Linked DNA regions of Mus musculus: region 2 is linked to region 1. Evidence: chromatin loops called from intact Hi-C (ENCODE). Cell type or tissue: heart. All regions are shown on one strand. Each heading gives the region's core, and the rest is flanking DNA. Links, peaks and the distances in the headings are about the cores only.

Evidence for each region. A loop is a pair of places that touch in the nucleus more often than their neighbours do. Peaks named below come from ENCODE experiments on the same cell type or tissue, not always from the same donor. Only the 100,000 strongest peaks of a DNase experiment are listed, where the experiment ranks them.
Region 2: a loop joins it to region 1, with 5 times the contacts of the local background. A loop is called at or near these places in 35 of 42 quality-filtered maps.

Annotation. Positions count from the first base shown.
Region 1 is chr11:66,901,224-66,910,542 of GRCm38, forward strand. It overlaps Gm12298 (predicted gene 12298), which reads right to left. Exons shown (of 4, transcript NR_033539.1): 4 at 4,409-4,681. It also overlaps the pseudogene Gm29712. Among named protein-coding and RNA genes, the nearest start is that of Pirt, 6.1 kb to the right of the region's middle. In heart, for the core only: a CTCF peak has its summit at 4,772 (motif pointing right); a DNase peak (open chromatin) is centred at 4,818; H3K4me3 peaks cover 436 bases; H3K27ac peaks cover 508 bases; H3K27me3 peaks cover 1,169 bases.
Region 2 is chr11:67,081,033-67,090,351 of GRCm38, forward strand. It overlaps Myh3 (myosin, heavy polypeptide 3, skeletal muscle, embryonic), which reads left to right. Exons shown (of 41, transcript NM_001099635.1): 4 at 1,250-1,393; 5 at 1,819-1,975; 6 at 2,367-2,394; 7 at 2,718-2,826; 8 at 3,043-3,135; 9 at 3,763-3,826; 10 at 3,911-4,009; 11 at 5,313-5,416; 12 at 5,496-5,634; 13 at 6,213-6,331; 14 at 6,417-6,566; 15 at 7,526-7,696; 16 at 7,786-8,092; 17 at 8,209-8,279; 1 more. Among named protein-coding and RNA genes, the nearest start is that of Myh3, 7.4 kb to the left of the region's middle. In heart, for the core only: a CTCF peak has its summit at 4,598 (motif pointing left); no DNase peak of the experiment used is centred there; H3K4me3 peaks cover 79 bases; H3K27me3 peaks cover 5,215 bases.

The sequences.
Region 1 (9,319 bases), core at 590-8,589:
GTTTGTATGGACTTGTAGTCTGAAGTCTCTGGGGAGACCTCTGGGAGCTGCTGATGTTGTTGAGATCCATGTGAAGTGTCTGCCCAAACAGAGTCCCCTGAGAAGCCAACGAAGTACTAAGGTCCATGTGCAGTCGACGCCATTGTTCTGACGTGGCATCATTCCTGGTTCTTCAAAATGTTTTCAGGTGGGATTTGTGAAAACCAAAGGGAGGGTTACTTCAGCTCTAACCTGCTGAGGAAGAAAGGATCGGAAAGAGCAACTGCTGGACACTGACTCCTGTGTCTCCAGTCCATTATTAGCTCAGTCTCTGAAGACAGAGGATTATCAACAAGGCAGGCAGAAATGAAAGATTCGGAAATCAGAGAAGGCCTTGACCCTCCATGGAGTTCTAGAATAGCTATGCCTGGATGTCTTGGTTACCTTTCCTGTTGGCTTGATAAAATAGGACAGCAAAAGCAACCTAAGGAAGGTAAGGTAGAGTTTATTTTGACCCCAGTCCCAGATGAGAGAGCAAATACGCAGGAAACTGAAGCAGCTGGTCACACAGCATCCGGAAACCATGAATACCTGTGCCCAGCTCAATTCTCCTTTTTATCCAGTAAAGAATTCAGTTATAAGGAATGGTGCTACCCACAGTGGGCAGGACTTTCCAACCCAATTAACCTAATCAAGATAAGCCCTTGCAGGCATGCCTAGAGCACTCTCTCACAGGGATTCTAGACCTCATCAAGCTGACAATTGAGAGATTAACCATCACACTGCATTTCAAGAAGCAAGCACACTTACAGCCATTTGGGTACTTGCCAAGATATGATCTTCAAGTCTGGATCCTCCAACCTCACAGCTTAGTGAACATACCAAGATATGCCTAGACTAAACAATAATGATATAAGCCCTGAGGTATTTTAATGGACTCGATGACAATGTTAACTTGGAAAAGACTTGATGGATTTTTTCTTCCTGGGTTTTAGAAACACTGTTTTAAATCAATGGTACTTTTTAGGGTCTTGGTGAATTTTGCAGGCATAAAGAAAGGCTGCAGCCTGGCTCTCTCTACATTGCCATGGACTGTCTATATGGACTATACAGAAAGTACAGAGTGATTCCATTACTGACTTAGTAAACAGAGCCATCAGATCCAAGAGCCCTGTTTTCTGTAAATTTGGAGAGAAGGCAAGATATGATCCCTCTTAATTTCATGGTTAGACTTACAACAAGGGTCTGGGACATTACTGTCACTGGCTGACACTTGTCTAATCTATTTTGAAAACTCCACCAGGAAGGACAGTTTGATTCAAATAACTCCACAGAGAAATTATGTGAAAGGACATGTGAGCGTCAGTTAAAACTGGCTAATGGTCCTGTGCGGTGGGATGAGGACTGGGCTAAGCAGAAGTGCCCATCCTTTGGGCAGCAAGACTCTTCGAGAAGTTCTACCCACAGCCGTGATGAGATCCTCAGCACAGCAAATGACCTCATTAGTTAAGTAGGTTAGTACTCCCACCACACTATGCTGGATTGTTCTTCTGATTTTCAAGAGGGAGATTTTGAACCAGACTAAATGCCAAAAATCAATCTGTGTGCAGGAGCAGGGATACGTCCACAGGCTGGGTGTGGTTTTGCTCATCTGTAATCCCAGCACTTGGGAGGTGGATACGGGATAGGAGCAAGTAGAAGGTTAGCCTGGGCTACATAGACTGTCTCAAAAACAAATAACCAATAAAGATAAGCGCTTACTCCTTCTGCTGAGTTTTACTTCATCTGCTGAGTGTAGTTCCTAAGCGCCCCACCCGACTGGCCTTGTCTTCCAAGCTGACCAGAAGCTGAGGTAGGTAGTAAAAGACTCCCTGCATCGCTAGATTCTTTCTTTTTCCACTTGAAAACATGCTGTAGTTGTTTTGATCTCTGAACCCATTTTGCTGAACACCTTCCACTGTGTTCTAGGCACACGTGTAAAGCAGTAAGCATGACATCCTAAAATCATGGATGGATGTGGCTTGAGTTGCGTAGGTTGACTCTCATGCATGACGTCACATTCTTTGGGTTGTATAAAAATGGCACTCTTTTCTGTTGTGTGCTACTCAGCATTTATCCCTGTCCCTCTGAAGAGCAGTGACCCTTTCTCATCCAAATGGTTCCCCCAGAGCCTGTCCTGGCACACTGCAGCTGCATCCGTGAGATTCTATGCAATAGACATCCTGCTGAAAGCACTCTGTTGTGGCCAATTTATTTATGTATTTATTTATTTATTTATTTTTGTCATCTTGACACAAGCTAGAGTTATGTGAAAGGAGGAAATCTCAACTGAATGAAAATGTCTCTGTAAGATCCGGCTGTAGAGCACTTTCCTGATTAGTGGCTGATGGAGAAGGGTGGACGGAGCTTTCTGTGGGTGAGGCTCCTCGTGGGTTGGTGGTCCTGGATCCCATAAGCAGGCTGAGCAAGCCATGATGAGCAAGTTAGTAAGCAACTCTCCTCCACGGCCTCTGCGTCAGTTTCTGCCTGTGGGTTCCTTGCCCTGTTTGAGCTCCTGTCCTGGCTTCCTTCAGTGAAGGATTACAACGTTGAAGTGTAAGCCAAATAAACCCTTTCCCCCAGTTTGCTTTCGGTCATGGCGTTTCACAGCAGCATTAGAAACCATGACTAAGACAAACAATGGCTTAAATAAGATGACCACTTATCTTTTCCCATCATTTAGTCTAGAAGGCCCAACAGGGACAGCTGTAAAATACCACCAGTGTCCCCGACTCCATTCATTTTTTTTTGGTTGACTTTCATTAGTGGTTAATTCCATTCTTAAGAATCCTTCGCTGTGCTGGGCAGTGGTGACACACGCCTTTAATCCCAGCACTTGGGAGGCAGAGGCAGGCGGATTTCTGAGTCTGAGACCAGCCTGGTCTACAGAGTGAGTTCCAGGACAGCCAGGGCTATACAGAGGGGGAAAAAAAAAACTGTCTCAAAAAACAAAAAACAAAACAAAAAAAAAAAGAATCCTTCATTGTCCCCTGGTGTCCGCTGCAATGATAGTCATACTCACAGCCAAAGCGGTGAGAAGGAGGGGGGTGGGAAGAGTGGATACTATGATTTTATCCCTCCCCAGACTCATGCTGAAACTGAATTGACACCGCAATTGTCGGGGGGGGGGGGGCCGGGGGAAGGGGGGTGGCTTTAGGAGATGACGAGCTCACAAGAGCTCCTGCCTCTCAAGTGAGTTAGTGCATCATCCCAGGAAGAGGCTCCAAATACAAAGCTAGAGTTTGATTGGTTTTCTCTGTCTTTCTGTCAAACTCTCACTTGGCCTGGCCACATTAGGACCCAGTGCTGAAGCCCTCATCAATCTCAGCACCACACCTTAGACAAGACAGCCTCTAGAACTTCTTAGCCAATAAACCCCGTCTCGGTAAACTCTGTGACACTCAGTTATAATGGCAGAAAATTGTACTCACACAGCAAACGTTCTAAGGTTTCCAGGAGCATTGAAAGACCCTCCTACAGCTCTCCTTTCCTTAAAATCACGTTGATTTTTAAATTCATCCCTAAGTTCTTATACAAGCCTCCTTCTGAAAGGTGGATTCATTCTCTCTCTCTCTCTCTCTCTCTCTCTCTCTCTCTCTCTCTCTCTCTAACATGTTACTAATGACTAAGATGAACAGAAAAAGTAGTGCATGGCTCCTCTCTAGATCTGCTTCTACTGGGGAAGCAAGTTGACTGTGGATGAACACTAGCCTGCCAACTGCTGCCAAGAACTCTCCAGCTCACTGGAATGTATCTGGGAGCCTCAGTTAAGCTTTTAAAGGGCACAGAGCCTTGGCTGTCATTTTGGCCATAACTTCCTGAGCTGACAATCACCAACTAAGTTACTCCACCTTTTAGCTCACAAAATCTATGTGGGACGATACATGTTTACTGTGCCAGTACACTACGTTTGAAGATATTTTGTTACACAGCAATAAAAAGGGAACACAAAAGAGGTACTGGCTTTGGTTAACACTGGTAGAAAATATAGTTTGCATCAAGACCTAGCTGCTGCTTCTCTGAATGCATAGCCAGACAACATTTCCCATCCCCCTTGCAGTTGGATGTGGCCACGTGACTAGAAGCTCTCCAATACAGGATGCAAAAGAGACAGACACTACTTCCAGCCTCGGCCAAAAGGATGCACACATGCCTCTCTAAACATTTTCCCCTCCCAACGGGACTTTTCTCTCTTTGCAGCCCAAAGCAAATAGCCGTGACAAGACCCTCAGAGAGGCCACACCCAAGCAGGAAGATCCTGAGTGTGTGCGTAGTGAAGTTAAATAGGGCAGCCTATTTAATAGCCTGTGACTGAACATTTGACAGTGGTTATTAGAGAAAAGTGAAATAAATGGGTTTAGTCATGAGATGTTGTGGGTTTTATTTTTTTACTTCAGTCTAGACTGTTTGTCCAAATAAAGAATTTTTTTTCCTAAACAAAATAGCAATGTTGGAAAGGGAGGGTTAGTGAGTGGACCCCAGTCTTTGACACAAAAGTATGCAGTGGACTGAGTGTTTGATGCATCTATTAGCAAGTATGAACGCGGAGGCTTGTGTCTGGGGTGGCTTATAAGACTCCCCGAAGGCAGAGCCTAATGGTCTCCAAGATCGTTGGCTATTCCACCATCAACTCAGACTTCGGTAAGGGCCGCACTACATTTTTCTAGAAGACAGAATAACACGAATACATGAGAAATCATACAGCAAGACTACAGAAAGTAATTTTACCCGGAATTTACCACTAGATGGCAGTCACACCCAAGGAGCGGGCTACTGCCGCCCTCTGGCGCCGCCAGGCCCGGCCTTTATCGACTGGGAGCACCAGGCAACCCAGCCCTTTCCCTAGCAGCTAAAAGGACAGATCCTAGCAGATAAGATCGGCCTGGGAGCCGCATCACTCCTCAAAAAAAAGATGGTCCCTGTCGCGCCCTTACACCTCTACCTCTGGTTTATTCTTCCTGTCCCCAGAGGACTTCTCCCCACAATAACATTTCCTTCACCGCCTTTGCGCTCTATTTTTCCCCAGGCGGGACCCAGCTGCTTGCTGTCTCACACCATCTGCTCCACTAACAGCTCTGAGGAGAAGGGGCCTTATCCCCTGGAGTGTTTCTCTAGGAACTTAAGACATTTTGAGAATTGTCAGGTGCCTGCGTGGAGTGCCAGGTAGGAGCAAAGGAAGAAGGATAGACAAGGGGGTGGGCGGAATGCTTAAAGAAAGTAGAAGCTGGGAGCACACGGAAGGACGGAAGGACGGAAGGACGGACATATTCTCCAAGAATGTATGAAGGTTCTAGGCTTTTTGTTTATTTTTGTTTTGGTTTGGTTTTGTTTTCCCGAGACAGGGTTTCTCTGTGTAGCCCTGGCTGTCCAGGAACTCACTCTGTAGACCAAGCTGGCCTCAAACTCAGAAATCCGCCTACCTCTGCCTTCCAAGTGCTGGGATTAAAGGTGTGCCCTACCATTGTCCGCCATCTCGGCATTTTTTATGGTGATGCGCTACCATTGTGGGTTTTACACTACAGTGTACAAATGATGTAGAAAAGTGAAAGACATCGGTGCTTTTTTTCTTGTGCTTTTTCTCCTTACTCCCACCCACACTTCCCCACCCTTGCTAGCCTCAACCCCAGGCTCTCACGCAGGCTTGGTCCCTAGACTGCATTGGCAGTGAACAGCAAGGCCTGTGCTTGGTTAGGGCAGGGCCTGCTCTGAAGAAGAGCTCAGATCTGAATGTCTAGCAAGTTCCTGTGTCTTAAGTCTGTCTTCTTGAGAGGCAGGGAGGGGGAGGGAGAGATGATCCCTGAATTCAAGTCTTGGTCTTAGTGACTGGTCACAGAGAAGCTGCAGCCTGACTATATCACAGGTTACTGTGAGGACCAGGGGACACAGAGACACTGCCAGGTACCTCACCAGCAATTGGAATTGTGTGCCTCTTCCAGACCAAGGCAGTATAGGAGAATCTGAGGTCTTTGTGGAGTTTCAGACACAGCCTTGCAGAGTGGAGAAAACTGGTAAGTGACTCAAGAGGCCATATTCAAGATCAGAATGTGGGGGAAGATGATGAACACACACAGTAATATAAGTTAGGGCAATTTATCCATCCTGGTATATTTAGGTACTTCAAAACATTGTATTTTACAAGATAGGTACACACACTTTTACTTGTTAAATTCACCAAATAAATTATTTAAATTTTAAAAAAGAAAAAGCTATGATGTGAGAAGTCTCCTAAGTCAAAAGATCTGGTATTCTCCATAAATAAGATGCAGGGGCGGAGGAAGGAGACTCCCGCCAGTGAGAGGCTCCTCAGGACACCAGGCACCAAGAGCCATAGCTGCACTGCTGTTTGGATATTTTTCAGAAGAAATTGACTGTAAGAAGATGAGGGTCGTACAAACCTGAGCGCTGAGCTCATGGAATGGAATATTTCAGTCCTGTGTGTGATTCTGATGGACTTGTGTTTATAGGTTCTTACAGCAGAAAACGAAAGGAGGCGTGCTTTGACCCATGTAATGTAAACATCCCTAGGACTTGCAATGATGCTCTGAAGAGATGAGTGAAATGTGCCTCAGTTAAAAAGTGTAGTTATTACCCGTGGTCCTAAGGAACCCATCATGGAGACACCCCCAAAACAGCAGGCCTTGGGTACTGCGGGGGTGGGGGGGAAATGCTGTGGTATAAGGCCTTTACCAGTGACTTGTAGTGAGGCCTGCAAAAGGTTCTGGACCATCAAGACAAGATATATGAGCAGCTGTCTGTATTCCTTCAGAAACGTCATTGAGTGACTCCAGGAAACAAATCACTCAGTTATATATGCAGGTGGATTAGGGCTGTAACTTCGTTGACAGACACAGTGATCCCAGATACTTCATGCATCTATGTGGCCCTGGGATATATGTGTGTGTGTGTGTGTGTGTGTGTGTGTGTGTGTGTGTGTGTGTGTTTTCTGGAGTGACACTGGCTGAAGCTCTCAAGTTCATTGACAGCGAGAGTTCTCTCCTCACAGAGCTCAGCGACAACCTCACTAAGGACTCCGTGAATATCAAGGCTCAGATCTGCACGATGATTGAGTGACTTAGAGAACTACGCGGCCTGAAAATTTTCTCAGAGCCATCTCCCCACTGACAGCTTCTTCTCATCCTCCAATATTAAAGAGCCTAAAAACACTGGAAAATAAATAAATGAATAAATAAACAATCAATAGATAAATAAGTGTAAGGGGGATACAATTTTTTAAAAAGTGTGAGCACAAAGTACCCAAGGAGCTAAAGGGATCTGCAACCCTATAGGTGGAACAACATTATGAACTAACCAGTACCCCAGAGCTCTTGACTCTAGCTGCATATGTATCAAAAGATGGCCTAGTCGGCCATCAATGGAAAGAGAGGCCCATTGGACTTGCAAACTTTATATGCCCCAGTACAGGGGAACACCAGGGCCAAAAAGTGGGAGTGGGTGGGGAGGGGAGTTGGGGGGGGAGGGTATGGGGGACTTTTGGGATAGCATTGGAAATGTAAATGAGGAAAATACCTAATAAAAAATATTTTTTAAAAAAAAGTGTGATCACTGATCGTTGTTCCAGAAATAACCGCAGCAGGGGCATACGGTGGTTAATTAGGCAACTTTTCCCATTTTTCTAATTTGAAAATATTTCATAATAATTTTCTATTGAGGAAAGGCCCTCCAAGGAGCTGGAGAGACTGTGAGAAAGAGTAGGGAAGATGCAGATATCAAGTGTAATAGGTCAAAAAAGTGACCAACTATGAAGGCCCAGAGGAGGTGAGGCCAATCTCAGTCAGCAAAATGAAGACAAACAGAAAGAACATTCCAGAAGGAGCAAGTCCAGTTACACCAGCTGAGAGACGCTAACTGTGTAGTTGTGAGTTCAGTTAGGCTGCTTTGGCTCCTGGCGGGTTGCTCGTGTGTACCTACCCAGGAGCAATCTGGATTCTCGAATAAAAGATACACACACACACACACACACACACATACACACACACACACACAGCAGTTAATTTGAAAATGCCTTGGCTAACTCAAAGGTTGGGCAGTTCTACTCCTTCCCATGGCTACCACACATTTCCCCCCTGTAATCCTGGCTTAATGCCCTCTAATTCTATATTCTATCTTTGTTGCCCTGGCTCCTTCTGGGTGGCCCCCTAGTCTTTGCTGCCCAAGACCCTTCCGGGCAGCCCTTCCGGAGTCCACATTCCTTCTCAGCTACATTTCAGATGACTTTCCTTCTGCAGCTCTAAATCTGACCTGTCTGCCTCTCTCCAAATCACAGCAATTCCCTGTCCCTTTCTCCCAGTTCCTCTCCCTCGCAAATCTAAAAGGCCCGCCTCAGTCTGTTTGTCCAGCCATTGGCCATTGGCTCTTTACTAATCAGTCAAAAACCAGCTGGGTACAAGGACCTTCAGCATTTGGATACTCAGAGTCCCAATTTTGGGGGCCGAGTTAATTCAAAGCATTGAAACCAATCCCCAACATAACTGATATTGCATTGTTTACTAGTTTTTACTAAAGAAACCAGTTCGTTCTACTTAGGGCATACATATTTCTAGCTCTGAAAATCTCACATCAGGAAACTCACCTATTTCCAGACGAACACGGAAGGTTAGTCACCTTAGCATCTCATGGTTGTGTGGAAAACTGCATTTACCAATAACAAGGCAGCAGAACTTTAAACTAGAGAAATGATGAGGTTTAATAATGAGTCTGAAACAGAGGCCATTGCCAGGACCTGTTTACTACCCCCATCAATGCTAAACCTGAACAGCAACCCCATCAACTCAACCCCCCCCCCAAAGCCTACAGCCTAGAGCCAACTGTCTTCCTCCCTCCTCTGCTCTGCTAGAGGGAGCCTGCAGATGCCATTCTGTCCCAGTCTGACCCCTAATTTCAAGTACTTTATGTATATTTTCTGCATGCATATATTATAAATACACATTCCACATGAATATTCTTCAGGTAATTGCAATACGCATCTTCTCATTTATTTCTTATTAAAACTTCATGATGGGAGCCAGCAAGTTGGCTTAGTAAGTAAAGGCACCTACCACCAAGCCAGCAACCGAGGTTGTTGACCTGAGTGGTGAGGGGAAAAAAAAAAGAAAACTACTCCCAATTCTGGCAAGTTGTCCTTTGACAACCTACCCCACTCCCACCATACACACACACACACACACACACACACACACACGTGCCTGCTATACACAAAACAAATAAATGTAATTTAAATTAGGGATGGTAACATCTAATAAATAAATGAGTCCATTAATAAAGGAAGGCTTAGAGAACTAAT
Region 2 (9,319 bases), core at 702-8,701, 180 kb after region 1:
CACGGGCTCTAGGGAGAACATGCCTGAGAAGCGGCAAGAGAGCCCACGGCCCAAGTGGGTTAAGGGAGGGAAGAAGATAGCTCCGTGGCCCACAGTGCTCAGGACCGGCTATTTCCAGAGTCACTCCTAAAGAGAAAGGAGGGCAGGGGCTGACAGCCCCACCTGCAGGGCCTCAGGCTCTCCACAGAGGACAGACCCAGGTGGAAGTCTTCCTCTCAAAACAGAGCTCCAGGGACACTGCAAAAGGGAAGGATGGGCCAGTGGCTTTTCCCCCAAAGCAGGGAAGGTGGTAAAGGAAGTAGGATGGGGCGTGAATCTCAGCGCTGGACAGCTGCTTCTACATAGAGGGGTGTGGTTCTCTGGGCTGGACGTCTGCTTTGCATAGACGGGGGCGTGGCTCTCAGGGCTGAATGGCTGCTTTACCTAGACGGGGGCGTGGCTCTCAGGGCTAGATGGGGGGGGGGGGCTTTACAGAGACGGGGGCGTGGTTCTCAGGGCTGGACAGCTGCTTCTATAGGGCAGTGAAGTTAGCAGGCTCTGTGGGCACTAGCCCAGGGCTACAGTGCCTCTCTCATTCTCTGTTGTTTCCGGTCAGCCCTGCTGCAGACTTGCTCTTTTCTCTGAGCAGGTAGGAGAGCTACAGGGACAACCAACGCTATAGCCAAACACCTTCCTTTGCTCCAATTCTGTGTCACAGCACCCCACCCCCACCCCCGCCCCAGTTAGTCCTCAGAAATCTTCCTTCATCACATTGGTCACCATCCCACAACCCCAGACCCAAGAGAAAGACAGAGAGACAGAGAGAGAGGGACAGAGAGACAGAGAGACATAATGAGAGACAGAAAGACACACACAGAGTGACAGAGAGACACAAAGAGAGACAGAGAGACAGAATCAATAGTCCTGAGTAGATTTCATTCACCAATAGAAATCGCTTCTTTATGAGTTATTAAAAGAAGTCTGGGATAATTGTAAAGACAACACACACACATATATTACATATATAATAGATGTATATATGTATATACATGTATGTATGTATGTATGTATTTTTTCTCTCCCATAGACCTATGTGAGAGCAGACCACTCACTTTCCCACTGCCACCTGCCATCATAACCTGACTTTCCCTCACTGTCACCAGGCATTTCCTCTGCTCATCTGGACTGCAGTCTCTCCTAGGGTGCCAGACACCCTCAGCAGTCCGATGGCTGGGGAACATTAGATAAGCCCCAGGCTCTTCCCTTTCAGACCCTGGTGGTTAAGCCAGAGGACGTGTATGCCATGAACCCACCCAAGTTTGACAAGATTGAGGACATGGCCATGCTGACCCACCTGAACGAGCCCGCTGTGCTGTACAACCTCAAGGACCGATACACGTCCTGGATGATCTACGTGAGTGGCTACTACCCAACAGGCTATGCTGGGACATCAGCTGGGGGGCAGAGGAGTGGGGGAGGGTGTCTTCAAAGATTCCTGTTATCTGGCTGAAAGAGAGGAGGTGAAGTAGAGAAGTGAATGACCAGAAAAGCCAGAGATGAATGGGATGGGGAGGGGAGGGGCTGGAGGAAGGGAGGTAGAAAGGGGGGAAGTGGAGGAGGAGCTAAGGTTGGGAGGAGGAGCCCCAAAGAGTAAGAAAGCTGAGCATGGTATTAGTTGTGGGAGGACTGGTTGCTTCCTTCCTTGAATTTCAGTTACTTCATTCATCAATAGAAATCATGATTTCTTTATGAGTAATCAAAAGAAGCCTGGGATATTAGTAAAGGCAACACACACACATATCATATCATATATATATATTATTTTTTCCCCTCCCATAGACCTATTCAGGCCTCTTCTGTGTCACTGTCAACCCCTACAAATGGCTGCCAGTGTACAACCCCGAGGTGGTGGACGGCTACCGAGGCAAAAAACGCCAGGAGGCTCCGCCCCACATCTTCTCCATCTCCGACAACGCCTACCAGTTCATGCTGACTGGTGTGTTTTTGAGAAGGAAGTATGGGTGCAGAGAGTGGGCGCTAGACAGACTCCGGGGCACGCTGGTGTGAGGCCCTTAGAGAAGGAGGGGCAAGACGGAAATGAGGCTTACATTTAGCACACATATGGGTTAGGCCATAGGAGAGCGTATTCTTATGGATCAGAAGCAAAGACTGACCATCTCGGAGGTCAGAGGATGAGAAGAGGCCTCATTTTTCAGCAAGGGCTTGGCTTCTCTGAGTCTCGTTCTCAGGAAACCCCCATCTATGACTAAGCAGACAAACAAACATGTAAATAAATCAAGGGAGAAGGAGCTAAAACCCCAGTTTGCATGGCAGGTAGGAAACTCTTTGGGCACAGCCATCAGCTCTGCTTTCTTCCCCTCTCACAGATCGTGAGAACCAGTCTATCCTGATCACGTGAGTATCTCTGCCTAGAGAGACTTCTCAGCTGGGGCCGTGGATGTATCCCTCGGCTCTGATCGTTAGACAGTGCTTAGAGTAAATCCCCTGGTGAAAAGACAGGTTGGGGGTGGGTTTAAAAAAAAAAAAAAGCCTCAGAGAACTACTAGTATCCATGCTTGTATTAACTAAGACTGCAGCCCAGGTCCTCTACCCCTCTGTGTGATGGCTCATATTCCCTTGATGTGTGTGCCAGATGTGTTGAAGACCACTGGATGACATCTTAAGGTGCTGGCTTATGAACAGGGCTAATTTCTCTGTCTTTCCATCCTTCTAAATAGCGGAGAATCCGGGGCCGGGAAGACGGTGAACACCAAGCGGGTCATCCAGTACTTTGCAACAATTGCAGCCACTGGGGACCTTGCCAAGAAGAAGGACTCCAAAATGAAGGTGGGGACGGGAGCAAGGAAAGAGCGTGGGCTAGGGTGGGAGAGCGTGAAGGATAGCGTGGGGTTGACCGTGGGTCGATTGGTCGTTGAGTCGTCAAGTCACCGGAGCATCCAGGAATCGAGGCAGGCAGGAAAAGCAGAGCCAGTGACGATTCTTTAGATGAGGATTACGTGGCTTACAAACGCATTTCCCCTACCTCCTGGATTTCTTGCTTAGGGGACGCTGGAGGATCAAATTATCAGCGCTAACCCCCTGCTGGAGGCCTTTGGGAACGCCAAGACCGTGAGGAACGACAACTCGTCTCGCTTTGTGAGTCTGCCCTGATAGGCTCTTCTTTTCAGCCTGCGGGACAGTCCTAGTGCCGGGGCTTGGGGAACTTAGCGCCCGGTGGGAAGAGACAGCGAAAAAAGCAAACGCACAGGCCACGTGAATGTGAGGCTCAAAACCCCAAGGCTGTAACTGAGAAATTGGGGACCAGGTCCCCAACAGATAGGGCTGGCCGGTAAGGGCTTTCTTTCTGGGGGGTTGGGTACGGGAGCCAAAGCTGCAGGGTAAGGAAGGGTTGAGGGGAAGAGCGCTCCCCAGGGTTGGACGCTGTGTGGAGCACTCCTGCAGAGGTTCCATGTGGCAGGTGGGGAGGCAGAAGATGGAGAAGAGACTCTTCACTAACAAGCACATTAACCCTGAGGAAGACTTTGGGTTTTGTCTTAAGCACAGTAGGAAGGATTCTGTAATCAGGGAAATGACACCGTTTAGCACTCGGGTTATTTCATTAATGAGATCTGGGAAGTCCAGGAAGAGGGAGACACACCAAATGGAAGAAGAAGGGACAGGAGGGAAGACTACTGAGGGAAGGGCTTCTAGGGGCAGTGCTCAGGAATCCAGAGGAAGTTCCCCAGTCATGGAAGGATCCGGTCTCCTTCTCCCTCTATGCAGGGCAAGTTCATCCGCATCCATTTTGGCACCACTGGGAAGCTGGCTTCTGCAGATATTGAAACTTGTAAGTATGCCCACTGGGATAGGTGGAGCCTCTGAGCCTTGGGGAGCATTGTGAACCCTGACGGACCCTGTGCTTCTGTTCCAGATCTGCTGGAAAAGTCCAGAGTCACCTTCCAGCTGAAGGCTGAGAGAAGCTACCACATCTTCTACCAGATTCTCTCCAACAAGAAACCTGAGCTGATTGGTGAGCTGTTAGGGATAGAGTTGGTGTGGAGGGGATAAAGTCACCCTTTGGGCAGACCCAGGAGAGTTAGTTGTACCTGTAGGTGACTCTGCAGCCAATGCAGATTTATATCAGCCATGGGATATGGCTCTTTTGGGCAACAACTGTATCGACTTTTAAAATTATGTAGTATTTTTGTGACTGTGTATGGAGTTGCATGTGTTGTCTGCACACACACACACATATGTGCATGCCGAGGCCTGAGAATGACACGGGGTGTCTTTTCTCTCAACCTTGTGCATTAAGGCAAGGGCTCTCACCAAGCCTGGAGCTACTGTAGTTTGCCAGAATGTTGGTAGGACCCATGTCTCTGCTAGGGATTACAAGCAGAGCCCCACATCCACCTGACTTTCATATGAGTTTTGGGGATTCGAACTTCAGTCCTTATGCTTCCATGGCAAGCACTTTACCTGAGCCATCTCCCCAGGTTCACTGTACCAATTTGAAAAATCTGATCAGATGCGCTGTAATGGGGCAAAATCATTGGTTCCATGGCAGTCTTTGAGTAGTTAAGCGCTTGATGGTCCTTGAGCGCCCCCTTGTGTTTCAACATAGGAACCAATGTCAGCTTATGGAAAGCCAGTGCAAGCTGATAGCCGACCCAGGCTCTATATTTTTTCAGCTGATAGAGGCCCGTGTGCTCACTACCTTCCTTCCTTTCTGTCTATCCGAGCTTAGCCTTCTGAGCTCCATCCTGCAAACAGGCTGCTGGTTTCCAGCCAACTTTAGGAAAGCTATCCCAAACAGCCTACACTTTCCCCAGCAAGGGCTCCTATCCTGGCACACAGCAGTCATTCAGTTTTTCTTATTCACTGTCCCCAACATACACTGGCATTCAACATTCATTTGCAAAGCAAAACCACAAATTTTTTTCCCCCTAGGATTCTCAACTCGCATAGCATAGGAGACTGCAGTTTCCCTTAGCCCAGTAGTTCTCAACCTTGGTAATGCTGGGACCCTTTAATACGGTTCCTCATGTTGGGGTGACCCCAACCATAAAATTGTTTTTGTTACTACTTCATAACTATAATTTTGCTACACTTAAGAAAAATATCTGTGTTTTCCATGGTCTTAGGTGATCCTTATGTGAAAGTCATTTAACCCCGAAAGGGGTCACGGCCCACAGGTTGAGAACCACTGCTCTAGAGAGCTCTACTTCTGCATTTAATTTGGACCCCTGTGGTTGAAGTCCCAGGCCAGGGCTCGGGAGCACAATTCCACCTGGTGGAGTTTTCATTCCACGTGTGTGAATTCCTCATTTCAGAGCTGCTGCTGATTACGACCAACCCTTATGACTACCCGTTCATCAGCCAGGGCGAAATCCTGGTGGCCAGCATCGACGATGCGGAGGAGCTGTTAGCTACGGATGTAAGAAGGACCACAGGAGGGCGGGAGAGCCTCCACAGAGGGAGGGCCACGGGCAGACAAGCTGTTCTTTCCATTGCAGAGTGCCATCGACATCCTGGGCTTCACCCCGGAGGAGAAATCTGGACTTTATAAACTGACAGGGGCTGTGATGCATTATGGGAACATGAAGTTCAAGCAGAAGCAGCGGGAGGAGCAGGCCGAGCCAGATGGCACTGAAGGTACAGTGTCACCACAGCAGGCTACAGAGTGGGAGCAGGGAGGCCACTCCCCTGGGGCCATCCAGAGCCTCTTTTGAAAATGATTAATCTGAGAGGTGGATGAACCTTTTCTGGGCCTGCAATGAATATAAGGAACAATCACAATCTAGTTAAAAACACTTATTAGGTGTGTGTGTGTGTGTGTGTGTGTGTGTGTGTGTGTGTGTGTGTGTGTAAGGATTCTATACCTCATGTGTTGAAGTCAGAGTACAGCTTTCAAGAGTCAGTTCTCTCCTTCTACAATACAAGTCCCTGGGATCAAACTCCGTTGTCAGGTGTGGTGCCCCACGCCTCTACCCGCTGAGCCATCTCTCTGCTCCCTCCACCCTTTTGCTGAAGTTCTAGAGAGGTCTTACTCCAGATGCAATGTGAAATGGCCAGGGCTTTCTGGAGCCCAATTCTGCTGCTCCATGAAGTCTGCCACAGACACTCTCTGGATGGTGTAGTGTCACAGGCTCCCCAGAGACATTTAAGGGACAAGGAATATGAAAATAGCTTTCCTCCTGCCTCGCTGAACGTGATCTTTCCTTTCTGACCAGTGGCTGACAAAACAGCCTACTTGATGGGCCTGAATTCCTCAGACCTCCTCAAGGCCTTGTGCTTTCCCAGAGTGAAAGTCGGGAATGAATACGTTACAAAAGGGCAGACTGTGGACCAGGTAAGGACTGCCTCAAGTGCAGGAGGGGCGGAGGAGCCTGATGGCCGCTGCCCTCTTACGAGCTTGCTGGCCTCTCCTCCGACAGGTTCACCATGCTGTGAACGCTCTCTCCAAGTCCGTGTACGAGAAGCTGTTCTTGTGGATGGTCACTCGTATTAACCAGCAGCTGGATACAAAGCTACCAAGACAGCACTTCATTGGCGTTTTGGACATTGCGGGTTTTGAAATTTTTGAGGTATGTATATTTATGTTTTCTTATATCTTCATATGGGAGTTTTCATAACTCCCAAAAGAGGACACCAGGATGGTTTTCTTGTAGGAAGGATAGAGTGAGTTGGATAGGAGAGAGATAGCCTATCAGGACAGTTTGTGTTATTTTAAGACAGTTGTAGAGGACAGGGAGATGGTTAATTCAGTAAACTGCCTACCTTGAAAGTAGGGTGAACTCAGTATGACATCTAGAATACTCACATTAGAAAACAAAACAGCTGGGCATGGCGATGTGTCCTCAGAAGTGGAGATGCAGAGACAATCAGATCCTTGGGGCTTATTGGCCAGTCAGCCTACCCTACCCAGAAATTTCCGGGCCAAGAGAGCCTGTCCAAAATCAAAAAAGAGATGGGTTGTATATGGGAAATGACACCCAAAGTTGTCATCTGACCTATGCAGGTATACACACACACACACACACACACACACACACACACACACACACACACAGAGTTGTGCACATGTGAATATGCACATACATGCCGATACACACAGGGCTGTAGACTTCCTTCAAGTGGACTTTCAAAAGGTACCACCAAATAGGTAAAATTAAGAAAAATCGAATAGAGGGCCAGAGAAGTAGATTCTGTCAATCATGTACTGGTTGATATAATGATATAATTATCTGACTGGTTCTGAGTTAGGCGCAAGTGTGTATTCAGTGTTTGCCAGGTGGGGAGATGGGAAGCTCATAGTTTAGTTGAGAAGAAACAGAAGCCTGTCGGGCATGCAGAAGCATAAACACAAAATAAGTGCACAAGAGGGGCCTAGGGGTGGGAGAACCATGCAGGCGGAAGACTCATGATTGCCTCTGAAAACTTAGCAGAGCAGGTGGGACCCGACCCATGAGGAGGAACGCTGATGGTGTTTCCATTTTGAAAGAGGTCTAAGTTTTTGACATGAACGTTATGTTTTTGGCATCAGTATAACAGCCTGGAGCAGCTGTGCATCAACTTCACCAACGAGAAACTGCAACAGTTTTTCAACCACCACATGTTCGTGCTGGAACAGGAGGAATACAAGAAGGAGGGCATCGAGTGGACCTTCATCGACTTCGGGATGGACCTGGCAGCCTGCATCGAGCTCATCGAGAAGGTATCCACCCCGCTCCGTCTGTCTGTGGCCCCTTCCCATGGACTTCCCACTCTTATTTACTCAGCTGCTTTGCCTTGCCTTCAATCCAGCCGATGGGCATCTTCTCCATCCTGGAAGAGGAGTGCATGTTCCCCAAGGCGACAGACACCTCCTTCAAGAACAAGCTGTATGACCAGCACCTGGGAAAGTCCAACAACTTCCAGAAACCTAAGGTGGTCAAAGGCAAGGCTGAAGCCCACTTCTCCCTGGTGCACTATGCGGGCACCGTGGACTACAGTGTCTCAGGCTGGCTGGAGAAGAACAAGGACCCCCTGAATGAGACCGTGGTGGGACTGTACCAGAAGTCCTCCAACAGACTCCTGGCACATCTCTATGCCACCTTCGCTACAACAGATGGTAACTAACGGATTTCAGACGCAGGGGCTTTGCCTTCACATAATCTCCCTTTCCCACAGCATGCAAAAGTCTCGATACATCCACTCACAGTGCCCGGGCTCCTTTGTGTTTTGCAGCGGACGGTGGGAAGAAGAAAGTCGCTAAGAAGAAAGGCTCTTCCTTCCAAACCGTCTCTGCACTGTTCAGGGTAGGACACATTTAAGTTAATCTATTATCAGTTCACCCAAGTCACAGCAAAATGAGCAATGTCGAGATCCTAGGCTTGCTTTATTCAAGGGTTAGTCACGCGGCCTGATGGCTCTCTCTGCATGAGATCAATTGACAGTCTGACAATATACAGATGAGGTTTAACAAATGTGGGGCCAGGGTTTGTTCCATTGCGTACTATAACTAGCAGGTCTGGCTGGCTGGGGGCAATGAGCTCTCAGTTCCAATCATCTAGTTGCCTTCAGTATGCCTGCAGTAGCACCCAGGCCCCTGACAGGGACAGACACATTTTCTATGTTAATTTTGGAAACGATTTTGTAGTTGGTGGCCATCTTGCAACCTGGGAGAAAGATGACTGAGGCAGGTCACATTTCCCTGTGCTGGGGACCAAAACTCAGACCTCAGTTTTTTTTTCTTTTTTCATTAATCCATATATAATGAGATTTCTCAAGTATGGAACCCAAATCTAAACACAAAATTCATCTGTGTTTCATATATGCCTTGTACAGGAAGGATGTAGATAATTTCACATGCTATTTGAAGCATATTGCTGTCTTGCCTACATAAGGTGGGATGTTCTATTTGTGTATCATGTTGGTACTCAAAAACAATTTCAGATCTATAGAAGAAAGATTTTAGATTTTAGAGCATTTTAGATTTTCAAGACGGGGATGTCCAAATTATGCAAGTTGTCTGCATCTCTGGGTTTGGGACTATTCAAGGATAGAATTAATTTTACAACTCTTAAGTTGAAGCCATATAGTTTAGTTTTCACCACCATGCATGTATTTGTCTCTGTGGAAGTTTACAGTAGGCTGCCAAAAGAAATGTTTTTTTTTTTTTCTCTTTCCTTTTAGGAAAACTTGAACAAGCTGATGTCCAATTTAAGAACCACACACCCACACTTTGTACGCTGTATAATACCCAACGAAACCAAGACCCCAGGTGAGGCATCTGCCAGCCCTCAAGGTGCTGCTCAGTCTTAAGGGCTTCTGGGTGAAGCTCAGGGGTCTTGCCTGT